3 separate regions of the Mus musculus genome follow, and all the other regions are linked to region 3. Evidence: chromatin loops called from intact Hi-C (ENCODE). Cell type or tissue: heart. All regions are shown on one strand.

Region 1 (8,000 bases), 1.0 Mb before region 3:
TTCTCACAAAGCATTGCAGAAAATAAAAGCAAGGAAGAGTCCCAGAGAGGTGAGTCAAGCTGCTGTTCAGTGCACGAAGGAAGGCTGTGGTCCAAGATCCTCAGCCCTCAGATGGCAGGGAGTAGGGGTGCGTAGGGTGGACCTAGCAGCACAATTTCCCACACGCCTTTCAAGGTCAATGCCAGGACAATGAGAGACATTTAAAAAGTCACTTACTATTTTTATTTCATACGTATGAGTGTTTTGCCTGCATGGGTGTGCACCACCAGCACTGTCTCTGAGGCCAGTGTTCCCCGAGCCATGTTCCCAACTCCTCCCCAGTTTTCCTATCTTCTCTCCCTGACCCTCTTGTTAACACCCTTCTTCCCAGCAAGTGCCCTTCCTACTTCCATGTCTTTTTAAGTTTTAACATGGTTGTTCCTTACTGCGTTTAAGTTTGGTTGCTTTAATGAGAAAGGTTGGGGGAGTTATTAGCTTGAGCAAGGACAACTTGCCACTGTCCACACCACTGAGGAATGTGACTTCTACCCCTGCAATCATTACTGCCCATCGCTCCTCAGGGAGAGGTGGGGCCTCATGAGCTCGCCCACCACCCACAGGGAATGTTAGTGGGCCCTGTCTTGTGCAGATAGCCACAGTTGCCAGGACTTCATAGGTACCGCAATTATGTGCAGAAGACAGCATGGATTTCATAGCACCCCGCTCCCACCTTCAGGCTGTAGCTCTTACATTATCTCTGCTCCGTCTTCCTTAATGTTTCATGAGCTTTGGAAGGGTGATATAGATGTTCCATTTAGGGGTGAGTGCTCAAAAGTCACTTGATTGGTTAGGAGTCTCAGCATTAACTACTGCCCGTTGCAAACAGAATGGTGCTCATCTGCAGCCACTGCCATTTTTGTTAACATACTTAGTAAAGGCAAGGAAGCCAGCACACTAACCTTTTCTCACTTAACTTCAAGTCATGCAAATACTCACACTTGGTACTGTTAAGAAAAACATTCTGATCAAGCCACAAATCTCCCTTATTAGTTTAATGTCTTTCCAAAAAGACAGCTGTAGTGAGGAGTGTTGCTTCCAGACTCCTGTGTGTTTACATAAATATGTGTGTTCCCATAGCAACACAGAGCATTGTTTAGTGTTACACCCACTTACATGAAGGATACCTTGCATCTTCAGCCGAGCCAATCGCACTGCCCCCACACTGGGAGGGGCAGTTGATTAGCGATGGGGCCTCATTGGAAACTCCCTTTATAAGCAAACGCCCACATGTCCTGAGCCCCAACTCCTCAGGCAGCTCTTGTCAGGTTCAATATAGCCTTCTGTCTTGTCTTTTTAAAATTCCCATTATTATAGGATTCAACACAAGCTTCAACATTTTAATAATTAAAATTACATTTATGTATTTGGGGGGTGGTTGTGCGTGTGTATATGCATGCGTACGTGTGCGTATACATGTGTGTGTGTGTGTGTGTGTGTGTGTGTGTGTGTGTGTATGCATGTGAGACAGCCTTGATTACGGAGGTCAGAGGGCAGCTTGCAGCAGTCAGTTCTCTCCTCCCATGTGAGTTCAGGCCAGGAACTCAGATTTCAGGATGGGAGGCAAGAGCTTATACCCACTGAGCCATCTCTTCAGCTCATTAAAACTTTTTGCTTTATTTGTTTATCTATTTGTTTGTTTGCTCATTCATTAATTCATTCATTCACTCACTCATTCATTCATTCTGTGTGTGCACAAGCAAGCCTGACACATGGGGAGGTCAGAAGACACTTTCCAAGAGTCATTTCTCTCCTTCTACCAAATTGATTCTGGGGTTTAAAGTCAGGTGGTCAGATTTGACAGCAAGCACCATTCCCCACTGAGTGTGGTTCAGGGGTATTATATACACTCATGACCACAACGCTCACGATTCTCAGAATGCCTTTATTTTCATCAACTGTAATCTCACTTAAAATTAACCATTAATTATCCATACCTTCCCGTTGCCCTCGGAAGCCATTCTTTTTCCTCTGTCTCAATGAATCCGTCCTTCTAGGAACCTCATGTAGGAAGAACCATCTACTCTTTTCGTGACTGGCTTGTTTCACTTAACAAAACGTCTTTAAGATATACCAGTGTTGTTCACTGTTCTAATCCTCAGTTCTCTGAGCGTTAATTTCTCTTCTCAAATAAATAATCAAAACATTGCCAGTCCTACAGAGAACTATCTCTGTGTTCCTGTTTTGAGAGATAAGAATTCAATTTTGGCTTCAGAAGAAGCACCAGAGATGTGGGGCAAAGTCCTCTCAGTCGACCAGTAGATCTATAGAGAGGAGCAGAGCCGCCAGGCCAGCTCCAGCCTAGGCCAGCTGAAGTCTGCAGAGGTGAGTGATCGTGAGTAACTGCTGTATCGGGCCACCGAGTTTCAGGGTATTTTGTTTGTGTGTAGTTAACCATTACACACTCATGTCTACTTCTCTGCACCCCCTTTTTTCTCTGTGGCTGCTTTAACTTATCTTCTCATTAGCTTTGGGGAACTCACTCCTCTCCTCATGAAGAAGATGTTTGCTCTCACTTTCCTTTCCCACTCCTGACATCATTAGTGGCACGGTAGCATTTACGCAGCAAGGCCTAATTTCACTAAGATTTTCCTTGTAACAAGACCTGTGGACACTGGCTTCATTCTGAGTTTATAATGTTCTTATGGGGAAAACCGAGAAAGCACTCTTTGAGGGCACATCCAGTTTCTTCCCACGAACTACTTAGTGTATGTCTAAACAATCTCAGATCAATACATCCCTGTCCCTCCAAAACACCGAAGTGTAAAAAGTAAGAGAAGGTGTCAATATTTGTAGATTTCTTTATATTGAGCTACATGGTAGTACTAATTCATTTTTTTATATATTGAAATTGTTATGTATATAATACTAAGTATATCTATTTTTGAGACAAGATTTCATACAACCCAAGTGGTCTTTGAACTGATATGTAGTAGGGGTGGCCTTGAATTCTTGATCTTCCTACCTCCTAACCCCCAAGTGCTAGGATTACAGGAATGCCCCATTGCATCTGACTCTCTGCCAGCTCTACCCTTACAATCATCTGCTCTAGCCACAGACAGATGGGCCACTTCATCTAACGACTGGGTTTTATAAAGTTGTATCTTGATTTGCAAAGACAAATTAAGTCAAGTTTGCCATTGTACTCAGGAAATTAGAAAAGCATTTAATAGTAAGAATAATGGTATTTATTGATATACTTTGGTCTTTTTAGCAGACCTGCTGAGAAATTAGTGGAGGAAATGAACAGGCATTTGAAGCATTTATTATTATTATTATTATTATTATTATTGAAGCATATTCTCTATGTAACTCTGGCTATCCTCGAACTCACTATGTAGCCTGGCCTGCTCATAAACTCACAATGATTGCCTGCCTCTGCCTCCCAAGTCCTGGGATAAAGGCATGCACCACCATGCCCAGATTCGAGTAGGAATTTTGTGATATTTAGGCTGCAGTTGCTAGAAACTAGAGTTTCCACTTACTAGGTTCTCAGCCTTGACTGTGGAATTTCTTAGCTCTCTCTACTGTTCTATGCCTACTTGGAACAGAGAATGTCACGGGCCAGTGTTTCTTTGAGCACGTTGCTGAACTTTTGATCTTCAGCTTGGTCCCATAATGAAGGTAAATACACACCATATAGTCTTTGTTGCTAGGAGTAAATGAAATCAGAGATGTAGAGCCCATCACGCCACTATATTGTGGAGGGTACAAAAGGCTGTCTTGTTTATTCCGTAGCTTGAGATACACATTCAATATTTAACTTAACTCATTCCATGATCTGATACCCTTGGTAGTGAGAACCATCCCTTCTCACTTTTGCTGTCCCCCTTTCTGTGACAACTCCATGGCTCTTTCCCCTGAAAGATACTCTGTGATTCACAGAGGTTCCCAACTGCCATCAGGGCAAACTAAAGGCTTGATGCTTTTGAGTTTGGGTTGTCAGTGATGATCCTAACACACGGTGGCGCTGCTGAACCAGGCACTGCTGTCACTGGAGGCCATATCGCTCTAATGCTAGGCGATCACAGTGAACCCGAGAATACCTTTGTGTAATTTAGGGTGATGAAGCAGTTGCTACATTCCATTTCAGTCTCCTGGACGGGTCATTCTGCTTAAGTCTGCTTTTGTGTGCGATGGAAACGAAACTGCAAGATAACTCTGTGTGCAGGAGAGATGTTCCCCCTTGATCCCTGTACTAACTAGCTAGATTTATACCAGCATGGCACAAGCTAGAGTCATCAGACAGGAGGGAGCATCACTTGAGAAAATGCCTCCCTAGAATCAGGCTTTAGGCAAGCCTGAAGGGCTTTTCCTTTTCCCTTTTCTTTTCAAGACTTAATACAAATGTTTTATTTAACAATTGCAGGTCATTCCAAGTAGGCTAAGTAGTGGATATCCAGGACCCAGCAGCAAGGTCAACACAACTTGCGAGCTTCTCTTTCTGACTCCAATAGGGTGAGCACATCACCCTCTTGAACAGGGCCTTTGACATTTCGGATGATAGAGCGGCTGGTGTCATCCATGAATTCCACTCTCACCTGCATGTACTGTCCCTGCAAACCAATCCTGCCCAGTACTTTGGTTACCCTAGCCAGCTTGATGGGCTGCACATGACTCATGTCCATGATGGCAGAGATATGGCAGAGAGTGGGCATTTTCTTAATTAGTGATTGATGGGGGATAGCCCAGCTCATTATGGTTGGTGGTATCCCTGGCCTGGTGGTCCTGAGTTCTGTCATAAAGCAGGATGAGCGAGACTAGGGAAGCAAGCCAGTAAGCAGCACCTCTCCATGGCCTCTGCATTAGTTCCTGCCTCTAGGGTCCAGCCCTGTTTGAATTCTTGTCCTGACTTCCTTTGATGGTAAACTGTGATATGAAAGTGTAAGTCAAATAAGCCCTTTCCTCCCCAAGTTGCTTTGGTCATGTTTCTAAATCGTGGAAGGCACTACTGCTATTTAAGTCTAACTACAACTTGCCCACAGCTGAGGTTTAGTTCTGGCCTCTTGTGCAATTACTCTGAGCTTCCCGTTCTCATTCAGAGCTCTGTGATAGGGGAGGGGAGAGTGACTAGTGACAACCATGCTCAAGTAATTGACATTCTTCTTTCTGGCTATTGATTTGCTGGTTCTTGCCACAGAGGCTATTATGGAAGAGCCAGCACTGACAAAGGCTTGGAAGCGCTCTTCTGGGTGGCTGGTCTGCATATATGAGTGCTTTGGAGCCTGGAGCTTTCTTTTTGTACTCCTGTGATGGCATCGAGTTCAGAAGCAGTAAGCGCTGGAGGACTGTTGGAGAATCATCAATTGTGTCCTATTACCTGTTTCTCAAGCCAGAACGGTCTTCAAAGGTTAGTTAAGAACAACTGCAGACAAGCATGGTGGTACACACTTGTAATTCCAATAGTCAGGGATTTGAGGCAAAAGGAACTTGAGTTTAAAAATAACCTAGACAATATAACAAGACCTTTTTTCAAAAAACCAAGGGTGTGCGCACTTGAACGCACATGCACCCCCTCGCCCCCCACCAATGGGTAGGAAGGACACAAAGAGGTACTTGAGATAAATAGCTTAATCGGGAAAACAAACTGCCAAGCTAGATGTTTAACTGTATACCACACGACTCTGTTTCAGCTACTTTTTGCTTAGGCTTCTCTCTTGTCTGAGTTGAGTTAGATGCTTCGTAAATGTCACACGTGAGATAGCAGTCCCATAGGATTATATTAGCACTGGAAAGTTTTAGCGCTTAGTGCGATAGTCGTGTTTGTGATGCTGCTGGTGTAAAAGCCCTACTGTGCTGCCAGTCATTAAAAAAAACATAGCACACACAGTTATACACACCACATAACACTTGATTATGATAATAAGTAAATGACAGTGCTGTTGGTTCATCCTTTACTGTGCTATGCTTGTTTTTCTTTGTGTGTGTGTGTGTGTGCATAATGAATGCATGTGTGTTTGTGTGTCCGTGGACATATGTGTACAAGGATGTCGGCTTGTGGAGGCCAGAGGGCAATGCCAAGCTTCTTCCTCTATTACTCTACATTTTTTGAGACAAAGTCTCTCACTAATTATAGAGGCCACTGATTGTGCAGACTGCCTGGTCAGTGCTCTCTGAGGCTTTGCCCACCTTACCCTTTCCAGCTCTATCATCACAGATGGAAGCCACCACTCCCCATCTGTATGTGTGTGCTGGGGATTTGAACTCAGGTCCTCATGCTTATGTGAAGGGCCTTCCCTGACTGAAACATCTCCCCAGACCCTGTGCTATACTTTTAAGTCATTATTTTTAACTGCACTGCTAATTTTAAAAACTATCCTAGAGAGGGTTGGAGAGATGGCTTGGTAGCTAAGAGTACTTGCTGCTCTTGCAGAAGCTCAGGGTTTTGGTTTCCAGCATCCAGGTTTGGGGCTCACAACTGTCTGTCATTCCAGTTCCAGGGGATTTGTTGCCCTTTCTGGCCTCTGTGGGCACCTGCAGAGATGTAGTGAATATACTTATATCCAGGCATCCACATATACTTAAGATAAATAACCTAACAAATGAATGAGCACAATAGCGTTTGGATATGGCTCTGGTGGCCATGGTTCTCTATCATGTACCAGGCCCTGGGAAAGAACTGCACAAGAGCAGGGATGGCAAGGCATGCTTAAATCCCAAATCCCAGTGCGTTAGGAGGCAGAAGTAGGAGCAATTCAGGTTCCAGGTCAGTCTAGGCTATATACCATCCTATCTTAAAAAGGAAGTATTACTAAACAGTATGCCATATTATACTAGCAACATCCCTAGACATCTCTGGTTTAGTATGTCTCATGGTCACACCGGGAGGCCACATTAGGTGACAGATCCTGACCACCTAGACTTGTGCAAGAACATTCTGTGATGTTCGCAGCACGTTTCTCAGAACATGCCATTTTGTTAAGAGACTCAGGGTTGTCTTGAATATTGGGACTGTGCTTGTGGCCCCAAAGCCTTATATGTTTTAGAAAGATTAAAAGTAGGAGCTAGAGAGATGTTGCAGTAGTTAAGAGTACTTTATTTCCTCCCAGAGGAGCATAACTTTCGTTCCCATTCACACTGGGCAGTTGCACAACCTCTAACTTCTTGTAACTCAAGTTCCCGAAGATTTCACACTCTCCTCTGGCCTCAAAGGGAACCTGCACACGTGTGGAATGAAAACACACACACACACATACACACACATACAGGGGAGAAGGAAGGAGGGAGGGAGGAGAAGGGAGAGAGAATTAAGTAAATCTTTTTTTTTTAAAGTTTTTTTTTAAAGATTTGTTTGTTTGTTTGTTTGTTTATTTGTTCTATGTAAGTACACTGTAGCTGTCTTCAGATACTCCAGAAGAAGGCTTCAGATCTCATTATGGATGGTTGTGAGCCACCCTGTGGTTGCTGGGATTTGAACTCAGGACCTTCAGAAGAGCAGTCAGTGCTCTTAACCGCTGAGCCGTCTCACCAGCCCGTAAATCTTTAAAAATGTAAATCCAGGAGAGATGGCTCAGCTGTCAGTTAAGAGCACTGACTGCTCTTCCAGAGGTCCTGAGTTCAATTCCCAGCAACCACATGGTGGCTCACAGCCATCTGTAATGGGATCTGACGCCCTCTTCTGGTGTGTCTGAAGACAGCTACAGTGTACTCATCATGTAAATAAAATAAATAAATAACATCTTAAAAAGAAAAAAAAATTAAAATGTTTAAAAAAAAGGTAAATCCAAAGGTGCTATATTTTGTTTGCTTGTTTGTGAAATACTGGGGATTGGGCCTAGGACCACATATGCTTGAGGTAAGTGTTCTATTGAGTTATACTTGCAGCCCAAGATGCTGACTTTTGATGACACATGGCTTTGAATCCTGTGTGACTGTTTTCCGGCTGCTTTTGGATCCGGATGTGGTACTCTCAGCTACCTCTCCCGCACCCTTGTTGTGGATAGCCCTGGGGCTAATTATAGTTG
Region 2 (8,000 bases), 550 kb before region 3:
GCTGCCTGCAAGCTTCTTATGAATGTGTGCTTTAGTTTGTACAGCTGCTTAGCTTCTATTACTTGTCATTGCAGTTTATCTTTTTTATTGGGTTTTAAAATCTCAGCTGCCAACAGAAAGTCTTCCGCTGGGATCTCTGTAGTTTGAAAGTACAGATCTCTGGGTAAGTAGAGGAGAAAGTATGGAGATAAAATGGGAAAAATATCCTACAAGGACCTGCAGGGTTTCCTTCCTTCCTTCCTTCCTTCCTTCCTTCCTTCCTTCCTTCCTTCCTTCCTTCCTTCCTTCCTTCCTTCCCTCCCTCCCTCCCTCCCTTCCCCCTCCCTCCCTCCCTCCCTCTCTCCTTTCCTTCTTCCCTTTTTTGGTTTTTGTTTTCCTTTATTTAATGGTTTTAGACTTTTATACAAGCACAGAATGCATTCTCAATAAATCCACTCCTATTTCTTCGGTGCTAGGGCTTCTTCTTTCTCTGTACTACTTTTTGTACAAACTTCCTGTGTTCTTGTTTATATGTAAGCTAGAGAGTACAATTAGTGATGTACATGGGTATAAAACAATCTATTGACCCATGAATAGACTTTTCAGGGGCCACATCCCTGAAGAAACTTGAAACTTCCTCCACCAGCAATCATTAATGCCAGTGACTCCTTAAATAGGAGTGGGGCTCTGTGAAGCCCTTATTCCACTCATGCTGGGATTTTGGCTGACTTATTATTGTGCTGGGCTATGTTCTATTTTTAGTATTTTTTTATTCATAAATATAAATATTTCATTTACTTATTCTGTGTTTCTCATTTTAGTTCTGAAAAAATGCCAAGATTCAAATTATTAATAACTATAAACATTTCTTTTTAATTTATTTTCAAATTTTATTAACATTAATTAATTATAAAATTAATTATAAAATTATAAATATACGAAATATACTTTGATAACCTATTATCATATCATGCATGTCACTCACTGTTCTCCCTCTTCTAGCTCTAAGTCCTCCTTCTACTTTTATGTATTATCCTTATTGTTTTCTTTTTCATTTAACTACTACTGATATATGTACAAATACATAAAATATATAACTACAACCTGCTGAGTCCATTTAGTGGTTTTTGTATGGCTGAGCACATGGTATTAAATAACTACTTAGGGGACTCATCCCTGGGAGGATGGATTGTTTTACTTTGTGTGTGTGTGTGTGTGTGTGTGTGTGTGTGTGTGTGCTTTTGGTCTGCATATGTATTTATACATGTACAGGTATATGCATGTACATAGTCATGTGGAAATCAGTAGATGATCAGGTTTCTTTTCATAAGTGTCATCAGCCTTTTCTTTGAAACTAGATCTCTCATGGGGCTCAATTTATCAACTAGACTAGGCTAACTTGCCAGCCAGCCCCATAGATTGACTTGCTTTGTGACTGGGTTACAAACATAAACAATTATGACTAGCTTTAAAAACAAAAACAAACAAAGAAACCCAAACAACAACAACACAAACAACTGCTTTCCTTGTGGGTTCTGGGGCTAGAACTCAGATCCTTGCACTTACATGACCAGCACTTGCCAGCAGAGCTTCTCTCTCCAGCCCTGATTTCATATATTGTTCTTGAAAGTAGACCAGTTTCAAGTATGACATGTAAAGCTGTTTATGATCAAAGTACAATGATATGTGTATGGAAATGCCACAGTGAAACCTACTTTTTAAAAGGATGACTAAAAAAAAATAATTTAAAAACTTAAAAAGAATTTCTGGAGCAGGAGAGAAGGCTTGGCAATGAAGAGAACTTGCTGCTCTAGCAGCAGGCCTGAGTTTAGTGCTCACTATTTACATGGTAGCTTACAACTGTCTGGAATTCCAGTTCCAGGGAACTTGTACCCTCTTCTAGATTCTATAAGCATCAGACATACATGCTCTGCATATATGTATATGATGTATATGTATGCATATGAGTATACATATATGCAGGCAAACAGTTATACACATAAAATAAAAATGAACCAATCTTTGTAAAAAGAAATAAAAAGGGGGAACTCTTAGTTTACAGTATATAGTCATAGGTCACTTAACAATGAAGGTGTGTTCTGAGAAAAGCTTTGTTAGGTAATTTTATCATAAGGTAAACACCATATGGGAACACCACAGCACGTAGTTACACAGACCTCAGTTGTACAGGTACAATTATACTATACCACTTCCATTTTTAAAAAGGATTGCTACTGTGTACATCCTGCTTCATGGATGGGTAGCTCAGATAACACCAGATCATGGTGGCAGTTCAGGTCACATAGTAACATAGTCTACTTTCAAACATTCAGTTCCTACTAAGCCCAGTAACAGGCCAAGGACTGTTTTTCAAAGGCAGAATAGATATCTGTAGATGCTAGTAGAGCCTCACCACAGCCTCCCAAAGGTCTCCCTCCTCTGTGATTCATCTACTGGGGTTTGCCAAAGGCTCCAAATAGAATTCCTATCTGCTTCTTCAAGCACTAAAGCTCTGTTGGATCATACAATCTAAGAGGTATAACATCCTGAGCAGTAAGTAGCCTGGAGCTATTGAAGAGCGGTTTGTCTTCTGTGCCACACCCAAAACTAGCAATTTCCCAAGGCATTGTGTATATAGTCCAGACTAACACACCCAGTTAAGGAATGTACTTTCTTCAGAATCCAAATAAGCCCTCTAAGCATTGTGATTTTTTTTCTTAGTGGTAGGGAGAGCTACTTGCAACAACTTAGATTAGAAAGAATACCACTGCAAGTCCCAAACCATTGGACATCTACAAACTTTACTGAGGTAAGGTTCTTGAATTTTGGCTGGGTTTATTTCCCATCTTCTGAGGCACATATGCTTTGCCAAGTCCAAAAAAGAATGTTTGATCCACCAAATCCACTTGATCCTATCAGCATATCACCAGTCTTGTGGACCAGTTTGATTTTTTTAGTGGAAGAATCAGAGAATCAAGATCCCTTTGATCTAAGTTATGAGTAAAGGCTGGAGAATAAATATGCTCTTGTGGTACAAAGGTAAAAATCTAGCACTGGCATTGTGAGCAGGAATCAAGTTGCTTTTTTGTCCTTAGGGACAATATATAGAGAACGAACATTTGAAAGATGAATGGTCACATAGGTAACAGGACATGTGTTAATCAGTTCAAGTAAGGAAGCCATATATGCACAGCAGCTGCAATTGGAGTTACCATTTGCTAAGTTCCTATAGGCAACTACCTTTCTCCATTATTCATTTGTCTTCTGCATTAGACCAAGTAGAAGAGTCAAAAGAAGTTATGGGAACCATCACTCATGTATATGTTTTTAGTCCTTGATGGTGTCACTAATTTCTGTTATCACCCAGGAACACTATATTGTTTCAGTTCACTATTTTGTCTGGTAGCAGCAACTCTAAAGGCTGTCCTTTTTGGCTTTGAGTCTTGTTATATAGGGCTAGATGTAACCTATCAGTGTGCACCGAAGGTCATCCATATTGTCTTGTCTGACATATCCTTTAGGGAAGGTCACTGCCAGTTCTACAGATAATGGGGAATTAATTCTCTCAGGCAAGAGTGGGGTGGGTAATCCTGTAAGAAGTGGGGTTAGGGATGCATCCTCTGGTGAGGATGTAGACACTACTTACTCAGGTAAGATAATTCCTTCAGAATCTGAGGGCTCAAAGTCCTCGGCCTCATTAGGGTTCTCCTCTACACTTCCTTCCCCAGTGAGAGGATGGTGCTCTTTTCCAATTAGTGCTCCCACTTTAACTGGCAACATCCTTAAGGGATTTTCTTGATAAGATTATTTGAATGCAGTCTGGTGATGAAATGTTTTGATCAAATTATTTGAATAAAGATTCACTCTAAATTTAGGTACCTTCTGGTGGCAGTCCAGATAAAAGGACATGGAAGAAGGAAACTTTGCCTTTTTGCATGCTTGCCCTCACTCTTGCTGGCAAGTCTATCTGTCCTGTAACCATGACATTCTGCCCTTAATTTATATAACCAACTTCTTAGGCTGGAAATAAGCAGCTCTCTAAGAATCAACCCTCAGACTTTCAGTGCTTGGTTGGACTGTTAAGACATCTAAACTTGTGGACTGAGAAAAAACTGTAACTATACTTTTGGCTACTTTATGGGGTTCTTTTTTCTACCATCTTTCTCCACTCTTATAACCCCCGAATACTATGTAGGTGAAAAAGGATAGAGGGAAAAGGTGGCATTGATCTTGTTGGACTACTTCTGGCTGATTAGGGACATCAAGTTTCTTGGGGTAAGTTTTATCTTCATTGTCAAGATATCTTCAACCAGTCACCAGTAACCAGCAGCCAGTAACCAACAAACAGCAACCAGTAAACAGTAAATAGTAAACAGTAAACAGCAAACAGCAAACAGCAAACAGCAAACAATCAGCAAACAGCAACATCAGCAACAGCAGGGGGAGCAGTCATCACCACAGCCTCTCAGGGCTCTGGCATTTTTATACCCTCTCACTTGTCCCCAGAATTCCAGACATAAGCTATCTTCAGCTGGCAGAATCATGCACTTGCCAGAACATGACACAAATCGTAGTCAGCTTCTGTGAACAGCCTGAAGGACCCTGATTTCTCATACCTGGGATTAAAACAAAAACATCCACATAACTTTTCTGTGTCTGTAAAGAAACCAAAATTCTCACCACAAACTACCAAATGCTTGGCTTGTCCAGTATGATACCACCATTGTTGGACTACATGGGCCAATCCCTGGAAGCATAAGTAATAAATCCCAGTCTTTTTTGCATCATTATTCTGTCACTTACTTACATTCCCTTAAAGATTCCCCATTAATCCAGTCTGAATAAGACCTGTCTCAATTTGGCTCTTCCATGCCTTATACCTTCCCCTTCACTGTTCTCCTCAGATACCTGGGCTCCAGGTAACCAGAGCATCTCACTCCTTCTGAATATATTACTCATCTTCTCTACAAAAGGGAACACAAGGGCATGGCTTTTAATCTCTATGCTCATAGCTATAATCTTATAGTACTAAATGCATACCAGGCATTTAATAAATACATGATAAGTACAAAGTGATTTAGTGAATTCAAGTCACCAAATGATGTAACTCCTCAGTGAGACCACGTTTTACCTCTCTTAGACATTAAAGTTGCTCTTTTGTCTTCCCACTATGCAAGGATAACCCATGGTATAGCACTAAAATGCAACACACAGCCTTGTTTAAATATAGTTCCATGCTGATCTGATGAAGCTGTTATTACAAAAGAGCATGAACTGAGTAGTTTAAATAACAGTTCATGTCCTTAAACTTCTGCAGGCTAAAAGCCCAGGGGCAGATGCCAGTACAGTTGGGATTCCAGTCAACCTCCTTTCATGGATTGTAAACCATTTCTTCTCTATATGTCTTCAAATGATGAGGTAGAGAGAAAACTGTAGTTTCTTTCTTTTCTTAAAGGGCACTATTCCCACAAAGGAGGATCACTTCCAAATACTAGCAGAGCTTGAATATATGCACTTGGTGGGAGAATCAGACATTCAGTTCAAAACAACCTATTTTCAGTACTATTTGTGGAACTTTTACTATGCTGTCATTTTCCTCATTCATCTCAACATGCCACCCAAGGCACAGAGATACTGCCCATAGGTTATTTGCATATTTGCATTCATATAACCCTCCTGGTCCTTACACATATACAAATCAATGTGATCTCATGTTCATGAATTCAACTCAATATGTCAAGTGCGATGAGAAAATTAAGTGGGAAGATATATAATTTCAATTATAGAACAGAAATAAGTTGTTTGTTATTGTGTAAGTTAAATCATCACTGAGTATAGTCCAAGTTGGTTGGTATAGTACATCTGTGATACTCCTGTTTCTCCAACCTTCCTCAGGCCCTCAGCATCTTTAAAATGCTTTATATTTGATGAGTTCAACTTCACAAAATCCCTAGAAGGTTGCCTGGTGACATCATCTCACATCTCAACATGAACAACTGAAACACAGAGGAGTCAAGGCAGTGGTCAGAGAGGTACAGAGAAATATAATGGGCAGGCCTCAATTAGAAGAGATGTTGTTTAACTCTTTTTTCTTTTTTACTCAGCTGAAGAATACCAATGACAGTCTGGATTTGGTGGCAGCATTAGGAGACCAGGAAGGGGAGATTTAAGGACACTGGCATGCCTTTTTCTCCATGGCAATTCCCCATCAAAAGGCCAATGGGATGGGTGCTTCTATAGATCTGGGCAGAAGTGTGGTACAAAGACAACATAAATTCAATTTTAGAAAAGACAAAAATATATGTCATTCTACAACCAATTGATTCCTGAACAATCATCATTGGATCGATTTGGACAAAGATCTTTTAAGAAACAATATCAGTCTTTTGGGGCTCCAAATCATCAGGTCATGAATAGATGTGAGAAACATGAAACTGAGGCTATGTGTAACTCATCCAGTGGGGATAGGAGGTAGAGTCTGGATGTATGGTCTTGAGGAAAAGTGAACATTCTTGCAACTAGGCAGCAACTAAGACCATTCATACAAGGACTTCATTAATCTTTCTTGAGGTTGGGTCATGTGGACATTAATTCTTTCACTGTGAAAGGAAATAGGATTAGCAATATTGGGAAACTTGATCAGGAGAAGACAAAAGAGTTTGGTATTGAACTTGATGTTGTAGTCTCAGTGCAGCAAGCTTCACTGTGCTGTCCCTGTGCCATCAAAGATACTGTTACATTCATCATACTTTCGGGGAGGGGGTCATGCTCATGAAATCACTCATGCCAATTACAGTTGCCCCTCTGTATTCTACATCTCGAGATTCAAACAATAGGGTCAAAAATATTTGGAAAAATCAGTTGTATCTGACCTGAAGATGTACAGATTTCCTTTCTGGTAGATTTCTTAAGAGCAGTTGTTGACATAACATCTACATTTCATTAGGTGATCCAACATCTTCTAGAGATAACTTAAAGTATGCATATGTGTGTGCATAGGATTCATGCAAACACTACATAATTTAATATAAGGGAGTTGAATGTCTGAGAATTTGAATGTTCCTAGATTCAGTCCCCTGACAATATTGAGGGGAAATCACATAATATGTGACAGTTACCTGTTTGCACCTGGTTTCATGAGATGGATATATTTACACTTCAAAGGAGTAGGATGACTTCAGTAAGCTACCATTGGCTCCTTGATTCTCAGCCTTGTTAGATAGTAACATTTCAGTGGCTAAATTGTAGTATCAATTTTCTTAGCAGCATTTTTATAAGGTAAACACACACACACACACACACACGCACACACACACACACTCACACACACACACACACACACACACACACACACACACACACACACACACAGTTGTACCCACGATCATGGGGCACATTCTAAGAGTCCCAGAAGATCCTTGACATCCAACATAGTACTAAGCCTTGTGTATGTTTGTCCTTTACAGACAGACCTAGCATCGTGTATGTTATATGCAGTAACAGATTAAAAGAAGTAGGTTTCCATGCTACCTCTCAATAAAATGGTTCTTAATTTTAGTTGTTTCTCTCTGAATTCCCTCCCTTGCCCTTACCCTCCTCATTCCCTCTCTTTCTCTCTATCTCTCAATCTCTCTCTCTCTCTCTTTAAATTGTAGTATCAATTTTCTTAGCAGCATTTTTATAAGGTATACACACACACACACACACACACACAGAGAGAGAGAGAGAGAGAGAGAGAGAGAGAGAGAGAGAGAGAGAGAGAGAGAGAGAGAGAAAACTCATCAAAGACCACAAGCCTGATGCAACATGAGCTACCATAGCTGAACTTGAATGTAGAACACAGAACAGTTTTCTCTCTGTGTCTCCATTTGCAGGAAAGGTAGCCACAGCCCAGCAGTTCTAGGAATGTTCCAGCCAGCAGCCTCCTTTGCCTGGGCCTGTGTCCACATTGCCAAAGGCTAGTGGTTCTCAGGACTTAGTATGCCAGGCATCTGTATTATCTGATAGGCTTGAAAAAAAAA
Region 3 (8,000 bases):
CCGCACCCCCCCCCCGCCCCTGTACAAATTGGCTGAGCCAGAGGGCAGGGCAAGTACTCCTCAGTTTTCTTCCTGAATTCTGATAGCTTTTCAGTTCACTGGTAAGCTTCAAAAGGTTTTAGAATAGTGCAAAATAAAAGTGTTTTGAGAGAAACGAGGAACACCAATCCTAAATAGTATAGCCACCTCTATTAGGTGTTAGTCAGTAGCTTGTCTTGATGCTATGACAAAATGCCCTAACCAAAGCAGCTTAAGGAAGAAGGGGTTCCTGCTGCTCGTAGTTAGAAGGTCCAGTTCATCACTGCAGGGAAGGCATGATAGTGGGAACATGGGGCAACTTGCTACACAGTGCTCACAGACCAGAAGCAGAACACCATGGCCGCTGGTCCTCAGCTCATTTCCTCCTTTTTAGCTGGTCCAGGACTCCAGCCAATGAGATAGTGCTGCTCATAGGGTGGATCTTGTCAATTCAATTAACTCAATCTGGAAACTTCTCCACAGACAGACTTGCCCAGAGGCAGGAGCCCACGGTGATTCTAGGTTCTATCAGGTTGATAGTAGATGTTATCCAACACAAGGATGGTTTGTTTTGTCTTGGTCTTTGTTGTTCCTTCACTAGATTTTCAATTATATTCTTAGAAGGTGATTTATCATTGTTTACTCCAGCTTGGTTAACAATAACTTTTTTGTGCCTCTGTACTGGATATAAGTAAATGGAAGACCTGAGAGTGAAACCAGTGAGGATGATGGCCTCCAAATTTCAGCATTGGATGGGTGGATGAGATGGGTGGATGGACTACAAAAGGGTGGATAGACAGACGGACAGACAGACAATAGATAGATAGATAGATAGATAGATAGATAGATAGATAGATAGATGATAAATATTGATACGTAAAAAGATATGTGGATATAGAAATATAGATAGATACAGATATAGATGATGCAGTATAGATTGAGCGTGTCACAAGTTACCATAGTAACTTGGAGCAATAGAAATTCATTATCTCATGTGTCTAAAGACCAGAAGAAACCTAAAGTCATGGCAACAGGACCCATTCCCTCCAAGGGAGAACTTTCTATACACATTGGATTTAGATAAGTTCAGGCATTCTTGATTTGTGGATGCTTCCAGAATGTCTCTTTTTCTCCTTCTGTCTCTTCTTTGATTCTATATGAAGGATTCTTGGATCCTAGGGCTGAATGGGTTAACCCATGATAATCTGACCTTCAGATTCCTAACATGATTATACATGAAAAGATATCAGCTCCTTCAGCTGTATCCATTCATTCAACTCCTTCTCCCCACCCCCTGCTTGGGAGCCTCAGCTTCAAGGATTCCTGTATGAAACTCAAGCTTTGAAGGGGAGGTTTGGGAGGCTTCGAATTGAAGTCCTAGGCTAGGAAATGGGCCAGGGCAAGTGAGAGTGGTGAGCTTGGGTACGACAGTATGGCATTTATGTCTAAGAAAAATAAAATGTTGTCTGTGCCACTCTATGTGTGTGAGAGAGGTTGAAATAAGATCAACAAACCTAGAACATAATCAAGGCTCTTTGTTCCAGGTTTAACTGAATGTCTGGGAACCAAGTCACCCCTGGCTGAGAGCCATTGCTCTAGACTTTAAGAATTTCATTGTAGGCAACCTGTTGAACACCAAAGCTTTCTAGCCATTCTTCTTCTTAAAATCAAAAATAACAAGAGGCTGTGATTGCTGCCTGCCTGGACTTTGAGATGGGAGGCACCCACAAACCCACAGAGTCCTGTATGAGAGCCAGACAGTTTTGTACAACCAGCTCCCCGCTTCCTGTCTCCAAGCAGAGTCTGACGTGGTTTTTTAACGTAAGGAGGCTTGTATGGGAATTCCCACTCCTGTTATGTTCCCAGGTGGGCCCTGGAGACACCTGCCCACTGTCAAGGGAACATTGTGTGGTCCAAAGGTCTGCCAGGTGTCCTGTGCAGCCAACTTCCTGACCCATGGCCTCCCCTAGAACATGCCTGGTAGTGAGGCATTCAGTAGCCTTTGGACACTCTATTCACGTGTATCCAAAGTGTCTGGTCATCTGCCTTGTCGTAACTAGATCAAGCATCTAATTTTGGGTTGTGCAGAGAAACCCAGAGTTCTTGTTCCCCGTGATGGCATTTTGGCCATGTCTCCTGCCCATTCTTTTGAAGGCTGAACCTTCTGTCCCTTCACTTGGTGCATGCATGTCTTCTATAGCCCTCTCTCTCCTAAGTCCTTGTCCAGAGGATAAGCCATTGTGGCAATGGCCCTATCTCAGTGACATATGGCTTTTCATGTGAGATCAAGGGGCCCACTCCTTGCCCCAACTCTGTCAATGCATCAAAATTGCATTGGAGTTCGGGATAACTGCTTCTCTGACTGGGTTGTATTCCAAGACTGTTGTCTAATGAAACCCTCCCTACCTGGAAGCTCTAGTGCCCCATACTTTCACCAGCCTGTCCGCAAAAGGCCTGCATGTACACGGTGGGTACACCACAACTCTCCTGTCCATGGATTTAGCCGATTATTCATCCTAGATCTGTGCTCTGTCTTCAAGTGATCATGTTGGATAGATGTGTCTCATGGCATACATAGAGAAAGCAGGATAGGAGAGAGCTACCAGGCATGTCACAGAACCCCATTCTGCTTGGCCACCACCACCACCCCCACACACACACACACCTGCTTTGCCTGTTCAACATGCTTCAGCTAGCTCTTCTTTGACCCTATGCATCTTTCCTCTCCTAAGCGCTGAGCAAGCGGTTTGTCCAGTCTGTACTTGCCTCCCCACTCAATGTGTTTATGGCTTTCTGCCGCTCTAATCAGCCTCTGACCCTATCAGAAAACCACAGAGGAAATGAAGTCGGTCTGGCTTGACTTTCTCTTGCTGAACTCTGTCTACACCTGACAGCAACAGCTCCCTGCTCACAGAACACATAAATCCAGGGTTTAATAACCCATCCTAGGATTTCGCCAGGCTTCAAAAATCACCCAGTCTGTCATGTCAGCAAACAGCCTTGTCCTTCTTGGTGATAAATCAGGGTGAAATTAGCATTTCACACACGCCATGACTCTCTGCCACAGTTTTTCAAACAAAACGCCTGGCATCTCGGCACTGCTGTAGGTGGGGTTGGGAAGGTTCGAGATCACAGCTGCTCCCTACAGTTGGCTCACCTGGCTGTCACCTCTCCAGTCTGCTTCTTTCCATTGGGGCCTGGAGACATCAGCCCTGCTTCCTAGCCAGGAGGAATTTCTGCAGCTGCAGCTTAGCCCCTGTTGCTTATTAATGCTTCTGGGTGCAGAGTTGTTCTGATGGTGGGATTCCTGCCTCAGCACGGAGCTGGAGCAGTCTCACCCTGCAGTGTGCACTCAGCAGAATGTTGACCTCTGCCCCAGCTCCTGCTCCTGTTCCTGCCTGGCCTGGCATCTCCAGCCTACTTTTAGAGAATATACCCAGAATTTATAGATACACTAGGTCATTCTGAGCGTTGATTATGAATTATCAACACCCTGAGGGTTTTTAAAGAGGAGGGTTTGAGTTGCTAACTTTTCCAAAGGCTGATCTAGATAAGTGCTGACTGCAAGGTTAGAGCCGGTTGGGGTAAGGACCTCTCTTCCTGCCTTAGGCATTTGATGAAGACATTCACTAATAACTGCAGATATCCAAGCAGTTATTATAATAATAATCACCCAAGCCTTGGTGACCTCTAGGCTGCAGGCCACCTTCCTAGGAGCTGGTAACCCTCCAGCCTTGCCATGGAGAGCATGCTCCACATCAGAGAGGGGACAGTCTCTGTCATATGAAGGCTTCTGGTTCCCTCTAGTGACGACTTCAGATACCTGCTCTTTGCCACTATTCCCAAGGAGATGCTGAGGTGGATTAGATGGGCAAGCCTGTCCCAAGTGGAACCCCTGTTCAGTCTCCCTCGTGACATGGGGTCTCAACAACAGTTGGGCTGTGGTCAAAGCCTCATTTTCAGAGCCCTACAGAGAGACTGTTCCCTTAAGAACTTACTAGAAGAATGTCTGTGGGTCAAGCCATTCTGCCACCCTTTCCCCTTGCCTGCAGGCTGGTCCCCAAATGTTCCTGTGTCACAGTCTTCATGTATGTCTCGGTGCTATTGTGGGGATTAAACAGTATTCAAAGCCCTGACACCCAGAAAGCATTTACTGAGGATCAGTTTGGATGCTGAATTACTGCTGCCTGCTGAGGGTTAAACTGAGGTAGCCGTGGGCTTCTGCTCCCTACGGTGAAGACAGCCTCGGGTCACCCTGTCCCAACTGTGTGAACATGTAAGCATGAGAGTGACTGAATAAGGAGTACTTATCCGGTCTTCAGTTTTACCTGTAGGAGTCCTTCCCACTAGGGTGGAACCTGATCTCTGACACTGAGTTCTGCGGACTTCCAAGGACCTGAGCTGGCCCTTGCAGCAATATGAAGCTTGGTGGACTCCACCACAGTACTGTGTAGCATGCCATCTCCCAAAGACTATGGAGAAAACTCATGGCGGCGTCTTAAGTACATTGAAAATGCACAGAGAGACAGGCATCGGCAGATGGGACCACTCCAGCAGGTAACGCTCCTAGAGAAATTGCCACCTTGGGTGGGAAAGCCGCTTTTCTGGAGCTTAGGAAGTTCACCTAGGCTCTAAGACATATGACATATGACATTCTAAGACATAATACTATAAACTTAAATTATAGACATTTACTTATACAGTCCTGGTGGTTGAATTCCAACATGGAGGTATAGGCAAGGGTGGAGACTGAGTCCCCTTTCCTTGCCTTGCAGATGGTCCATGTATTCACACAATCTTTCTTTTATGCGTGTGGCCTTGGTGTCGTTCTGTGTGTCCAAATCTCCTCTTATATGCAAAGTAATCAGGATGGAGAACCCATCATCCGAACCTTGTTTAATTGCCCCTTTTAAGGGCTTGTCTCCAAATAGAGTCATATTTTGAGGTGTATTCAAGTGTGGAACCCAAGGGCTCTGGGAGAGGGCCATGACATGCTCTCACCTTTGTGGAGGAAAGTCATTTGACTCAATCTCCTCGACACAGGTTCATGGAGGCCAGTCATCTAAGGGGCATGTGGTCTTACTGTCATGAAAGGTAGGGGGAATGAGAGAAGTTTTTCTTTGCTGGGTTGGAAAACCTATGTAGACAGCAGTAACAGCTTAGCATTGACATACAGCTTATAGCCAACGCATCAATATGCAGATGTGGGCAGAAGCAGCCCAGCTTCTATCAAGATAAGCTTGGATCACTGCTTTGCTTCACTGACTACTGCTAAGACTACTTATTGGCCTTGCCACTAAATGGCCCACTTTAGGTCTTTCTGTCTCTCAGTTGCCCCCTTCTGGAGGCTGCGGGTATGGACAATGGGAAACCAAAGGGGACCTCAGTGCCTCTACAAACAAAAGCTCTGTGAAGGTGACTGAAGTCACACACAGGACTCCATGCCCTTCTTGTTTGTGTATTAGGATGGGCTTCCCTCGTATAGGACTTCATGGTTCCGTCCTCTGCCCCACCAGTGGCATCTTCTTGCATCACCAGGCAATGCATTGGCATCATTCCGGGTTTAAGGATAGCCCAAGGGCTCTAGGATAGAGACAGAGCATGTTCCGAGCGTTGTGAAGGAGAGTTCTTTGACTCAAGCTCTTTGGTACACGCATCACATCCAGGTACCCAGAGGCTGGCCAGTCAGCCAAGAGGCCTGTGATCTCACAAACATGAAAGCTGGAGGGAAGGAAAGAAGTCTCTCTCTGCTGGGTTGAAAAGCCAAGTAGTCAGAAGCAGCTACAACGTATAGCAGCAACGTATAGCAGCAGCAGATCCTCCCCACCCTGGAGAGCCCTGACCACATAGGATGACGTTCATTTGCTTGCATCGCTTTCCATAACGTGTGGCTTCCTACCTCCCCCACCTCACCACCGCTCCAGGCTCCCTGGCAATCAACTGGTATTTTAGCAAATAAGCATTGGCTCCTTGCCCAAGGCTAGTGGCCGGCTCTGTTGCTCTTATGGAAAAGATAATTTAGAAAAGATAATTTAAACAAGACCACCACCTAGGGTATCTGCCTTCCCTGTGTCTCTGATTGTTAAGATGTTCTCCAAATAAGAAATTTTGGTCTTGTATCCAGACAGACCATAAGCAGAACTCTGAAGACACCACTGACTGACCAACTGTGTGGCAAAGGAGAGAAGGGAAGAAAAATGAGGGAACCTAGAGAGATTCAGCAAAGGAGGCAGTCACTAAGGCAGACTTAGGACGGTGTGTGGGATTTCAACTCTGCCTCCAATAGAGAAAACCTGGGTTGAGGGCTAAGCTGATTGAGGCCATGCTATCTAGCATTAGAGGCCACACCAGGTGTGCCAGGCACCACATCATGCTTTCATCAGAGTGTACACAGTACTGGCAGCGTACAGAGATGATTGACTGGCTGCCAGTGGAATTAAGGTTCTGCCCCGCCCCACGTCCATGCTTTAGACCAGCCCCCTCTCTGCCTTAGCCTCGGATAGAGCCCAAGCCCTTTCTTATCACTAGGTGCCTTCTAGATCCCGTCCACTGCCTTGGAGCTAAAGCTCAACGAGGAACCACAAGGTCAGCCTCAAAAGCCCAAGGTTCTCTACCTGACTACATATGTTACATATGTACTACACGTACTACATGTACTACATGTTACATTTTCTTGTGTTTGCATGTGAAGTGACCCACAGATTCTTGTGGGTGTGAGCACTCAGTCTTCAGCAGGTGGCGCTGTTCTGGGAGGGTGTAGAACTTTTGGTAGATGGAGCTTCCCTTGGGGAGGTAGGTCACCAGATCCGGCTTTATATCCTTGCCATCTTCTTGTTTGCTCTTTCTTTCTATCCATTCAGACATGAGCTCCTGCCACCACACACCACTGTCCTTTCCTGACAGACACAGGGTGTCCTCGAACCATGAGCCAAGATAAGTGTTGTCAGGTGTTTAGTCACGGTGACAAGAAAGATAGCTAGTCCAAGCTGAGGTGGGGAGTAGTGCCCATGCAGCATCCTGCTCTGCCTTCCTCAGCATCAGGGGCCAGGCCTACAGGATTAGTATTTATGTTTCCTAGGCGATTCCACTGTACAACCAAGTTTGAAGTTAGTGATAAGTCTGAGGGAAGAGCCACATGAGCTCTGCCTCTGTCATAGCCCTATGGCTTTAGCCGAGTTAGTGTTGTGTTTTCTTTATAAACTTTACATAGCAATAATTTTATTTCATGAATTGTGCACCGTCTGGAGTGTCTTAAGTGCTGGATAAATGGTTGCCACCCCTCCTTGCCTTCTCCCCTCCTCTTCCTCCTCTTCTTCCTCCTCAGACAAGAGCACATCAGTTAAAATGCTGTCAGACTGTGGCCAGTGAGCAATGGATAAATATGTATTGTGTGTCTTGCAGGCTTCCTGCTGTTTACCGATCATGTTTTATTCATGCATGTTGCATGCAGAAGGCTCCCTAAGAGGGGAGAATTTTCAACCTGAGGTTTGGAAGACAGAGAGCTAAATCTGTATAAATGGAGGGCAAGGAGGGCAACTGTAAGATGAGGAGAGCGACGTTCTCACCAAAGGTTTCACTGGCTACTGGCAAAGAGAGCCCGATGATGCTTGAAAAGCTGGGCGCTCCTTCCTTTCTAGACTGGTGCTGCCCTCTAGTGAGAGGAGTCACAGTCAGCCTGAGTGTCCTCATCCCGGAGGGGACCAGGCAGAGTTAAAAGAAAGGCAGCCCAGCTACAGAAACATACACTAAGGAGGGGACGCCATACAGGACATCCTCCCCAATCTTTTCAGTCCTGATACAGTTATGGTGACATCCGTCATATTGTGTGCACCCACCAATGTGTCTAATAGTCCCAGTTTGACAAGGCAGATATTCTTATTCCCAGATGTGGCATTGAGATATTATTGGTCATCTAGAAATTGAGGCATGAGCCAAAGTGGTTGAGTCTGACTGAGTCAACGGCCCTCTTTCTATGTTGTCAT

What was found. A loop is a pair of places that touch in the nucleus more often than their neighbours do. Peaks named below come from ENCODE experiments on the same cell type or tissue, not always from the same donor. Only the 100,000 strongest peaks of a DNase experiment are listed, where the experiment ranks them.
Region 1: a loop joins it to region 3, with 7 times the contacts of the local background. A loop is called at or near these places in 5 of 42 quality-filtered maps.
Region 2: it touches region 3 in a loop (7-fold over the local background); 4 of 42 quality-filtered maps call a loop at or near these places.

Annotation. Positions count from the first base shown.
Region 1 is chr7:75,362,719-75,370,718 of GRCm38, reverse strand. It overlaps the pseudogene Gm10161. Among named protein-coding and RNA genes, the nearest start is that of Sv2b, 57 kb to the right of the region's middle. In heart, CTCF peaks have their summits at 3,798 and 3,999; no DNase peak of the experiment used is centred here; H3K27ac peaks cover 289 bases.
Region 2 is chr7:74,918,942-74,926,941 of GRCm38, reverse strand. No RefSeq gene overlaps it. Among named protein-coding and RNA genes, the nearest start is that of 0610006L08Rik, 69 kb to the right of the region's middle. In heart, a CTCF peak has its summit at 4,421 (motif pointing right); no DNase peak of the experiment used is centred here.
Region 3 is chr7:74,367,210-74,375,209 of GRCm38, reverse strand. All of the region lies in intron 2 of Slco3a1 (solute carrier organic anion transporter family, member 3a1), which reads left to right. Among named protein-coding and RNA genes, the nearest start is that of Slco3a1, 180 kb to the left of the region's middle. In heart, CTCF peaks have their summits at 3,827 (motif pointing left), 5,356 (motif pointing left), 6,743 (motif pointing right) and 7,669 (motif pointing left); a DNase peak (open chromatin) is centred at 3,809; H3K27ac peaks cover 775 bases.